Regions from separate parts of the Homo sapiens genome. Here region 2 is linked to region 1. Evidence: chromatin contacts called from ENCODE Hi-C or POLR2A ChIA-PET data. All regions are on one chromosome and are shown on one strand. Each heading gives the region's core, a stretch centred on a gene start or an enhancer-like site at or near the end of the contact. The rest is flanking DNA. Distances are from core to core; before and after follow the strand shown.

Region 1 (4,751 bases), core at 1,571-4,070:
GTATTTGGGCTCCCAGGTGGTGTGTGTTGGCCACAGCAACAGGTTTGGTGGGCCAGTCTTTGGGCCCCTGGATGATATATGTAGCATTGGCAGTGCCAGTAGCAGTGGTGGGCCAGCCCTTAGACCCCCAAGTGGCATGCATGGGCGCTGGTGGTGGCAGTAGTGGGCTGAGCTGGCTGGAACCTAGGCCCCTGGGCAGTGTGTATAGGTGTCAATGGCAGCAGTGATAGGCAGGATAAAGTAAATTATTTTACTACTACTTGTTATTTTCAATATTTGGAGTAGTTTCTAGGGTAAACTTTCCTCATACAGAGTTTACATTAGCTTCAGATGGACACATAAGTATGATAAAAAGGAAAAGAACCTAAAATGCTCATTTACATGTAATAAAAACACTACAAATTGATACGATTCTTTGTAGACGGCAGATCATTTTCCAATCATCATTTTGCATATTTTCCCACTTATTTTAAGGACTATGTTATTCTTACTTAATGAAAATATATTTTACAAGAGAAGTTATTGCCAGATGATGCAAATGTATGTGTGTATGAGGAAATTATGGGCTGAACATGGTGGCTCATGTCTGTAATCCTAACACTTTGTGAGGCCAAAGCCAGAGGATTGCTTGAGGCCAGGAGTTTGAGACCCACCTGGGCAACATAGAGAGACCCCATCTCTACAAAAGATTTTAAAAAATTAGTTGGGCATGGTGGTGTGTGCCTGTAGTTCTAGATAATCTGGAGGTCGAGGCAGGAGATGACTTGAGCCCAGAAGGTTGAGGATGTAGTGAGCTGTGGTCCCACCACTGCACAACAACCTGGGCAACAGAGAGAGACCTTGTCTCTAAAACAGAAAAAAAAGAAAAGAAATTATAGGCATATTTTAACAATTTATGTTAAATGTGCTATTTATGTATGATGGAGCCACAGATGGAGCCAGATTGTTTTCTTTAAAATTTTCTAAATATACCAAATTCTTTAGAATAAACACTAAACTTCATAATCAGAAAAATATAAAGAATGAAGAGGTTATGGCACAGAGTGATCAGATAATGAGTGTAAGCACATTGTGAATTGGCAGCTAAGGGATCTTTGCCCTCTGCTGGAGCAGTTTTGATGGAGTGGTACCAATCTGTCCCAGTGACTGACTCCTCCCTGGACTCCCACAACATTGTCCTCATGTGTGTCACATTCTTATCTGCTTGCTGCATCTATGCCTTTTATTTGTTGTTGTTCAGTCTTTTCATACAAGTGACAAAAAGGATGCTGGAGCAGGCTTGGTGAGAACAGGAAGGGAACCCATCAAGGGGCAGAGACACTAGAAAGGGTGTGAAATAACATGAATAACTTTCTGACTTCACCATGGACCATGGAGGGGTGGCCATCCAAGAGGGTGCTGTACGAAGCTTTCATAGGGAGAGCCACTCTCTTGTAGATCTGCATAGGTAAACCTTCCCAGGTGAGGGCATCATGGCCAGCTTTGCAGTCTTGGAAACTAAGTTTTTAAAGAGAGGAACACAGGATCCCTGGTGTAACCCTGTGTGGGAATCACAGCTACTTGCTGATGTACCCTAAAGGGAAAACCTGTGATTATGGTAGAGGGGAGTTTTTTTCCTCGCAGCGACAGTTTTGCCATGAATTTCCAGGCCTCACTTGATTTCAGGTCAGGGTCTCTTGGGCAATCCAGAAGAAATTGTACAAGGCAGGATGACTGAACAGGTACAGCAAATCAGCTCAAAACATATGTCAAACAAGGTGGGGCCTGAATAAATAAATACAGATGAGTAGTTCACTTGGCTGGAGCATACAGTGTGTTGAGGAGAGTGGCTACAAGTAGAGCTGACTCTGTGGGCTGGAAACAGATTGCAAAGAGCTTGGCACATTAGCTCAAGAGTTTTGGGTTTGACTTGCCTGGCAGGTGGAAGCCTTTGCAGGGAGAATATTAAATCCAAGCAGCACTATCTATATACTGAAATCGTACCACTTTGCATTTAGGTAATATGTGGAAACTTGCAAGGTACTTTCTCATTTGTCATCTCATTTGAGTTTTATAAAAATATCCTTGAAGTAGGTAATACCGCTTCTATCTTATGGATTAGGACACTGAGACTCAGAATGGTTAAGTGGCCTCTACAGATCTCAGCTAATGCGTGCAGAGCAGAAGGTGAACCAGGTCAGAGTCCAAGACCATGGTCATACCCACCACATCATGCTTCTCTGTTAACTTCACCTGGCACTGGGTGCATCACGAGTCCCACAAATGAAGTTTTCTAGTTTGTCTTCTGTGATATTATTTTCAGAGTATCATGTATACCATATATTATATTTGCTTGTATGCTCTAGACATTTCATTGCATTTTATAGGGCAATGCTTCCCAAACTTGGCTACTCATTAGAATTACTGTGACATTTGATGAATACAGATTTCTAGGATCTTTCCTTTGAGATTCTGATTTAATAGGTGTAGGTTGGGTCCCAGAGATCTGTATTTTTTAAACATCTGACCATTACTATTAATTATGAGATTTCCTTCAACTTTGAAACATGCTTATTTAGTATGGTTTCTAACATATCTGACTTCTTGTGGTTCCTAATGGTAAAAAAAAAAAAAATTTAAGGAACTAAAAGAGATCTCTAGGTTTGTCTCAGAGATGAGGGAACAGGAAGATCCTGGGAAAGTGTTTCTTGTTCTAATCTAGTCTGGGTCTAGAACTTCAGTAGCTCAAATTCATTGGCGGCAATTTGAGTCAAAAAGAGAATGTCTTTTCTTGCTGTTTTCCTGTCCACTCTGTGTGGGAGTTGAACATTAATGTGTTGTTTTCTGTCCCAACAGAACAAGCGGGAGCCTGTGTCAGGAAAGCATGTCAGAGCAGAGCTGCCAGATGTCCGAACTGCGGCTCCTCCTCCTGGGAAAATGCCGCTCGGGAAAAAGTGCCACAGGAAATGCCATTCTGGGCAAACATGTGTTCAAGTCCAAGTTCAGTGATCAGACAGTGATCAAAATGTGCCAGAGAGAGAGTTGGGTCCTGAGAGAAAGGAAGGTTGTGGTAATTGACACCCCTGACCTTTTCTCCTCAATAGCTTGTGCTGAAGACAAGCAACGCAACATCCAACACTGCTTGGAGCTCTCTGCTCCCAGCCTCCATGCTCTGCTCTTGGTAATTGCCATCGGCCATTTCACAAGGGAGGATGAGGAAACAGCCAAGGGCATCCAACAAGTGTTTGGAGCTGAAGCCAGGAGGCACATCATTATTGTCTTCACTCGGAAGGATGATTTGGGGGATGACTTGCTGCAAGATTTCATTGAAAAAAACAAACCTCTCAAGCAGTTGGTTCAAGACTATGAGGGCCGATACTGCATTTTCAACAACAAGACCAATAGTAAGGATGAGCAGATCACCCAGGTGTTGGAGCTCCTTCGCAAGGTTGAGTCTTTGGTGAATACGAACGGAGGACCCTATCATGTGAACTTCAAAACTGAAGGCAGCAGGTTTCAAGTAAGAATTTTGTTAATATCTTGAAAGATCTCTATGTTGCTGAACTAGTGGGATGAAAGTGGGTATAAATAAATGAAATATTGCATTGTGTGATGGAACATGGGTTTTGTTTAATAAGATATTTATATATAATTTGCAGGAATAAGAGGTATCAGATTTTAGGGTACTTTAATTATCAGCCTAAGGACTTTAGGCTTTATTAGCAAATTAATGGACAAATTTAAGCCTTTATCTTACTTGGTCCCTCATATTCTTCAACACACAATGATTTGTTTGACTCTCTCTTCCCCTGACTTCAATATAATTGCCCTCTCCTTGTTCATTTGTTTTATTTTTCCCTCTTTTTCTGGCTATTCCAAAGATCGCTGAGTCCTTCTCTAATCTCTGACGTCTAAAAATGAACATCCTCAGGGCTTGGTTCTGGCCTTCCTCAATTCTTTGTACTCTCTTCTCAGATGATCCCACACTTTTATGGCATTGAGCTTCATCTACTACTAACGGTTTTCAAATGAGTAGTAACTCTAGTCCAAATCTGTCCTCTGAGTTCTGCCTCCTTTACACAATTGCTGCTTGGGGTCTCCACTTGTCTCTCTTATACTTTCTCACACTTAATATGTCCAAATTTTTGATTTTCTCTTTTAAATCTATAAGACTTCTCCTTCATGCTTCAGAAAAGGGCTGTGCTGTTCACCATGCTCTTTGTACCCACACCCCAGTGTCAGCTCTGCTACCCTGGTAGCTCCCCTTGGAGAGCCAAGAAATCATCAGGTCTTGCGGGATCAATATACCCAGAATCCACCTGCTTCTCTCCATCCCACTCCCACCACCTGGTCCAAGCCTACATCGTTTCTTGCCTAACCTATTTTAACGTAATGATTTTCTCCTCATGTATTCTTGGGCTGTATCCCACAACCCATCTCACACATTACAGCCAGGGTGAGATTTTATTTAAGCTTTTGATGTGAAAGGAAAATGTATTTGTAACTAAGGAAGATACAAAAATGCAGTCTTTTGCCTTAGAGGTGCTTACACTTTAACTGGAGTGGCTGATGCATAAGAAACAAAGCACTCCTGGCTGAGTGTGAGGGGGATGCTAGCACAGAGGATTTGGCAAGGGGAAGCCCCAGAGGGTGTACAGCAGGCACACACTGAGCCTGATGCGTAACATCAGTTACGCATGTCCGTACTATGGAATAAATTCTATCTACTTAAAGAATGATGTAGTTCTATCTATATTGACTCCTACAGATGT
Region 2 (4,286 bases), core at 1,594-4,093, 530 kb after region 1:
AGGCCCTATGGTAGTGCCTTGGCTGGAGGAGGGGAAAGAAGTCTAGACCTGCTGCAGGGGTGAGGAAGTCTAGACCTGCTGCAGGGGTGAGGAAGTCTAGACCTGCTGCAGGGGTGAGGAAGTCTAGACCTGCTGCGGGGGTGAGGAAGTCTAGACCTGCTGCGGGGGTGAGGACAGCTGAGCGGAGCTTCCCTGGGCGGTGCTGTCAGTAGCAGGAGCAGCCTCCTGGAAAAGCCCTGGCTGCTGCTTCTCCCCCAAGAGAGAAGGCTTCTCCCGCCAGGCCAGTCCAGTGCAGCCCCTCACCCACACCCACTGCTACCCCAGTTCCCCTGCTTCGGCCCGCACCCTCCCTCACACCCCAGCCCACAGACTCGGGGCTGGCCTTAGTTACTGGAACGCCTGTGACCACAGCACTAAGAGAAGCAAGCTGCCCCATGGGGGACTTGGTCCCATGGCCTTGGCCTCCTTCACCATCACTGGCCGCCAAAGAGTTTGAAATAAAGCCACGTGCCCAGTGAATCCCAAAGGAACCTCAACTAAAATAAAAACAATCCTATCTGACACTTGCCTGACCCTCTAAGTCATTCAAAGCTTTAGCTCAACTTCGATCCATCTGAGCTGCCATAGTGGACCCCACTCAGAGCTGCGTCCCTCCCTTGACCCCAGGTTGGTCCCTGCCACTCCCCTGCCCCTGTCACTGACACATGTTTCCTCCTCCCTCAGGCAGGAGTGGGACCTCCCAGCCTCCTCCTGGGGCCTCCACTCAGAATGTCAGGATGAGCAGGGTCCTAGGAGGCCTCTGGTGCAGCCTTCCCTTCCCACCATCCATGTGCTCAAAGAGAATCACCCGTCCTTTCTTGAATGCCATGGATCATGGGGGATTTGCTGCCCACACTCCTAGGCGGCCTCTTAGACATCCGTTGGTGCCTAACCCAAGCATCAGTTTGGCAGAGGCCGAGTCCCTCCTCTGTACTGGATACCAAGTCAGCTTCCATAGGGATGGGGAGACACCTGGCCCAGGGAGGAGATGAGAAGCAGCCCGGATGGTGCTACATATGTCAGAGAGCAGGGCAGGAAGGGATCAGTGTGGCTGCCAATGGTCAGGAGGGCGCCATGGAGTGAACCATGGCCCCTGCCTCCTCACCAGCAGCTCCTCTGGAGCTGATACTCAAGACCCCCCGTCTCTCTCCTCACCCTCCTCTCCCGCTGCCTCGGCTGGCTCAGGTGTTCGATGCCCGGGACTGCAGGTCTGCACAGGAAATGTTCACCTACATCTGCAACCACATCAAGTATGCCACCAACCGGGGCAACCTTCGGTGAGTGCCCCCCACCATGCCAGGCCCCAGCCTTCTTCCCCAAGGCAGGGAAGGCGGGGCTCTGACCAGCTCTTTCCCCATGCGTGCCAGCTCGGCCATCACAGTGTTCCCGCAGCGCTGCCCTGGCCGAGGAGACTTCCGAATCTGGAACAGCCAGCTGGTGCGCTACGCGGGCTACCGGCAGCAGGATGGCTCTGTGCGGGGGGACCCAGCCAACGTGGAGATCACCGAGGTGGGCACCGAGGGCCACCCATGAGGGTGTCCCCAAGGTGGAGAATGAGGAAACCAGTGGGAGAAGGCTCGGGGGATCCAGGCAGGAAGAGGGGAGCCTCGGTGAGATAAAGGATGAAAAACACCAAAGGAGGGGTGCCTGGGTGGTCACGGAGACCCAGCCAATGAGGGACCCTGGAGATGAAGGCAGGAGACAGTGGATGGAGGGGTCCCTGAGGAGGGCATGAGGCTCAGCCCCAGAACCCCCTCTGGCCCACTCCCCACAGCTCTGCATTCAGCACGGCTGGACCCCAGGAAACGGTCGCTTCGACGTGCTGCCCCTGCTGCTGCAGGCCCCAGATGATCCCCCAGAACTCTTCCTTCTGCCCCCCGAGCTGGTCCTTGAGGTGCCCCTGGAGCACCCCACGTGAGCACCAAAGGGATTGACTGGGTGGGATGGAGGGGGCCATCCCTGAGCCTCTCAAGAAGGGCCTGCAAGGGGGTGCTGATCCCACACCCCAACACCCCCAGGCTGGAGTGGTTTGCAGCCCTGGGCCTGCGCTGGTACGCCCTCCCGGCAGTGTCCAACATGCTGCTGGAAATTGGGGGCCTGGAGTTCCCCGCAGCCCCCTTCAGTGGCTGGTACATGAGCACTGAGATCGGCACGAGGAACCTGTGTGACCCTCACCGCTACAACATCCTGGAGGTGAGGTGCGGGATGGGGCTCGGGCACCGAATGCACCTGTCCAAGGCAGGAGTCTGGCTCTCACTCCATCCCCAAAATGCCAGCCACGGGGACAATCAGAGCAGGTCCAGGGTTGCCTCCTAAATGGGAACTGAGGACAAGCTCTAGAACCACTGAAGCAAAGGGGTAGGGGGTGGCAGGGGTGTGTGTGGGGGTGTGAGTGGGTGAGTGTGAGAGTGTGGGTTTCTGGGGTGTGCAGTGGGTGAGAGTGTGGGCTTGTGGGGTGTGTAGTGGGTGTGAGACTGTGGGTTTGTAGGGGTGGGTGAGTGTGGGTGTGTGGGGGTAGGTGGGTGTGGGTTTGTGGGTGTGTATAGGCAGTGACTGTGAGACTGTGGGTTTGTGGGGGTAGGTGACTGTGGGTTTGTGGGGTGTGTAGGGGTGAGTGTGTGTGGGTTTGTAGGGGTAGGCGAGTGTGGGTTTGTGGGGTGTGTAGGGGTGAGTGTGTGTGAGTTTGTAGGGGTAGGCGAGTGTGGGTTTGTGGGGTGTGTAGGGGTGAGTGTGTGTGAGTTTGTAGGGGTAGGTGAGTGTGGGTTTGTGGGGTGTGTAGGGGGTGTGTGTGGGCTTGTAGGGGTAGGCGAGTGTGGGTTTGTGGGGTGTGTAGGGGCGAGTGTGAGAGTGTAGGTATGTGGGTGTGAGTGTGGATGTGTGTAGGCGGTGAGTGTGAAATTGTGGGTTTGTGGGGGTGGGTGGGTGTGAGTGTGTGGGTTTGTGGGTGGGTGTGGGTGTGAGTGGGTGGGTGAGGGGGGCATGGGGATGGGTGTGAACATGTAGTTGTTCTTTCAGGCATAGGACCCATAGCTCTAGAGCTTTCATCAGATTCTCAAAGGGGACCTTGACTCGGCAAAGGTTAAGACCCATTTTAGAGATGAGAAATTAAAGCCTGGAGCTGAGGAGCGACTGGCCCAAAGTCCCTCTCTGCTCTGAGGTGCCTTCGCAGGCAAAAACCTGAACCAGCCCCCTAGGCAGCCAGGCCTCCCAATGGACACCACTCACCTCACTCCTTCCAGCCATGTACGGGAAACAGAGATAGTCTCCCCACCCCACCCCCGTGATCACCTCTGTCCCTACCGATGCCACACACCCTTCTGCCCCAGGATGTGGCTGTCTGCATGGACCTGGATACCCGGACCACCTCGTCCCTGTGGAAAGACAAGGCAGCAGTGGAAATCAACGTGGCCGTGCTGCACAGTTACCAGGTGCAGAGGCCCAGACTGGCCAGGAAGGCAAAGGGTTTGCATACGGGGGCAGCAGGGGCGGGGGATGGAGGAGAGGCAGCCATTTAGAAACTAGGGCAGGATTTGGACAGGCAGAAGAAGTTCCGTAGTCCCAGTGCCATGGCGCACACTGGCCTGCGGTTCGGGGACAGGGCAGGTACTATTCCAGGCGCTGTCATCTGGTGGCTTACTGTGTGCCAGGGACCTTGCTGTTTACTGCATGCCCAGTCATGCTGATTCTCAGGGCATATTGGGTATTGCAGTTTGTGGGACCCGCTGGATCCTGGAAACAAATACCAGGATCAAGGGCACACCAGGAGTCGTAGTTTGAGGAAGCCGGGGCCTGCTGAGAATTTCTGTGGGCTATTTGGTTTGGGGACCAGGCATGCAGATGCTGGAGATTAGAGCTGCTTGTTGCATGTTGAACCTGCAGCATGACCATGCATGATGTGGTTTGGGGTGAGGGTGACATTGTGGTTTGAGGGGACACAGGGTGTGTTAGATATGGGGTAATCGAGGGCACATGTGGTTTGGGGTGACCGGAGTGGTGGAGGAAGAATGGGCGAGGTCTGTGGGTCTGGTTTGAGCCTCTCCCCCTCTCTCTCCCTTCCAGCTAGCCAAAGTCACCATCGTGGACCACCACGCCGCCACGGCCTCTTTCATGAAGCACCTGGAGAATGAGCAGAAGGCCAGGGGGGGCTGCCCTGCAGACTGGGCCTGGATCGTGCCCCCCATCTCGGGCAGCCTCACTCCTGTTTTCCATCAGGAGATGGTCAACTATTTCCTGTCCCCGGCCTTCCG

The links. A loop is a pair of places that touch in the nucleus more often than their neighbours do. ChIA-PET counts read pairs that join two places held with the same protein, here RNA polymerase II (POLR2A). Pooled maps may share reads with other maps.
Region 2: a map of mesothelial cell of epicardium shows a loop between it and region 1 (30-fold over the local background). The contact joins two enhancer-like sites. A Hi-C loop is called at or near these places in 2 of 168 maps with a recorded cell type or tissue (endothelial cell of umbilical vein and mesothelial cell of epicardium), 1 of 37 single-sample maps with no recorded cell type and 4 of 50 pooled maps. POLR2A ChIA-PET finds 5 or more read pairs at or near these places in 1 of 52 experiments (activated CD4-positive, alpha-beta T cell).

The regions. Positions count from the first base shown.
Region 1 is chr7:150,463,836-150,468,586 of GRCh38, forward strand. It overlaps GIMAP8 (GTPase, IMAP family member 8), which reads left to right. Exons shown (of 5, transcript NM_175571.4): 2 at 2,836-3,499. The coding sequence starts at 2,864. Among named protein-coding and RNA genes, the nearest start is that of GIMAP8, 16 kb to the left of the region's middle. Within about 2 kb of position 2,821, at least 3 of the 41 ENCODE cell types and tissues checked have a DNase peak (open chromatin) inside an H3K27ac peak, as active enhancers do.
Region 2 is chr7:150,997,133-151,001,418 of GRCh38, forward strand. NOS3 (nitric oxide synthase 3) reads left to right here. Exons shown (of 27, transcript NM_000603.5): 6 at 1,225-1,316; 7 at 1,407-1,548; 8 at 1,814-1,953; 9 at 2,058-2,232; 10 at 3,366-3,467; 11 at 4,099-4,286. Among named protein-coding and RNA genes, the nearest start is that of NOS3, 8.3 kb to the left of the region's middle. RefSeq lists a silencer at 3,094-3,256 and an enhancer at 4,110-4,286. Within about 2 kb of position 2,844, at least 3 of the 41 ENCODE cell types and tissues checked have a DNase peak (open chromatin) inside an H3K27ac peak, as active enhancers do.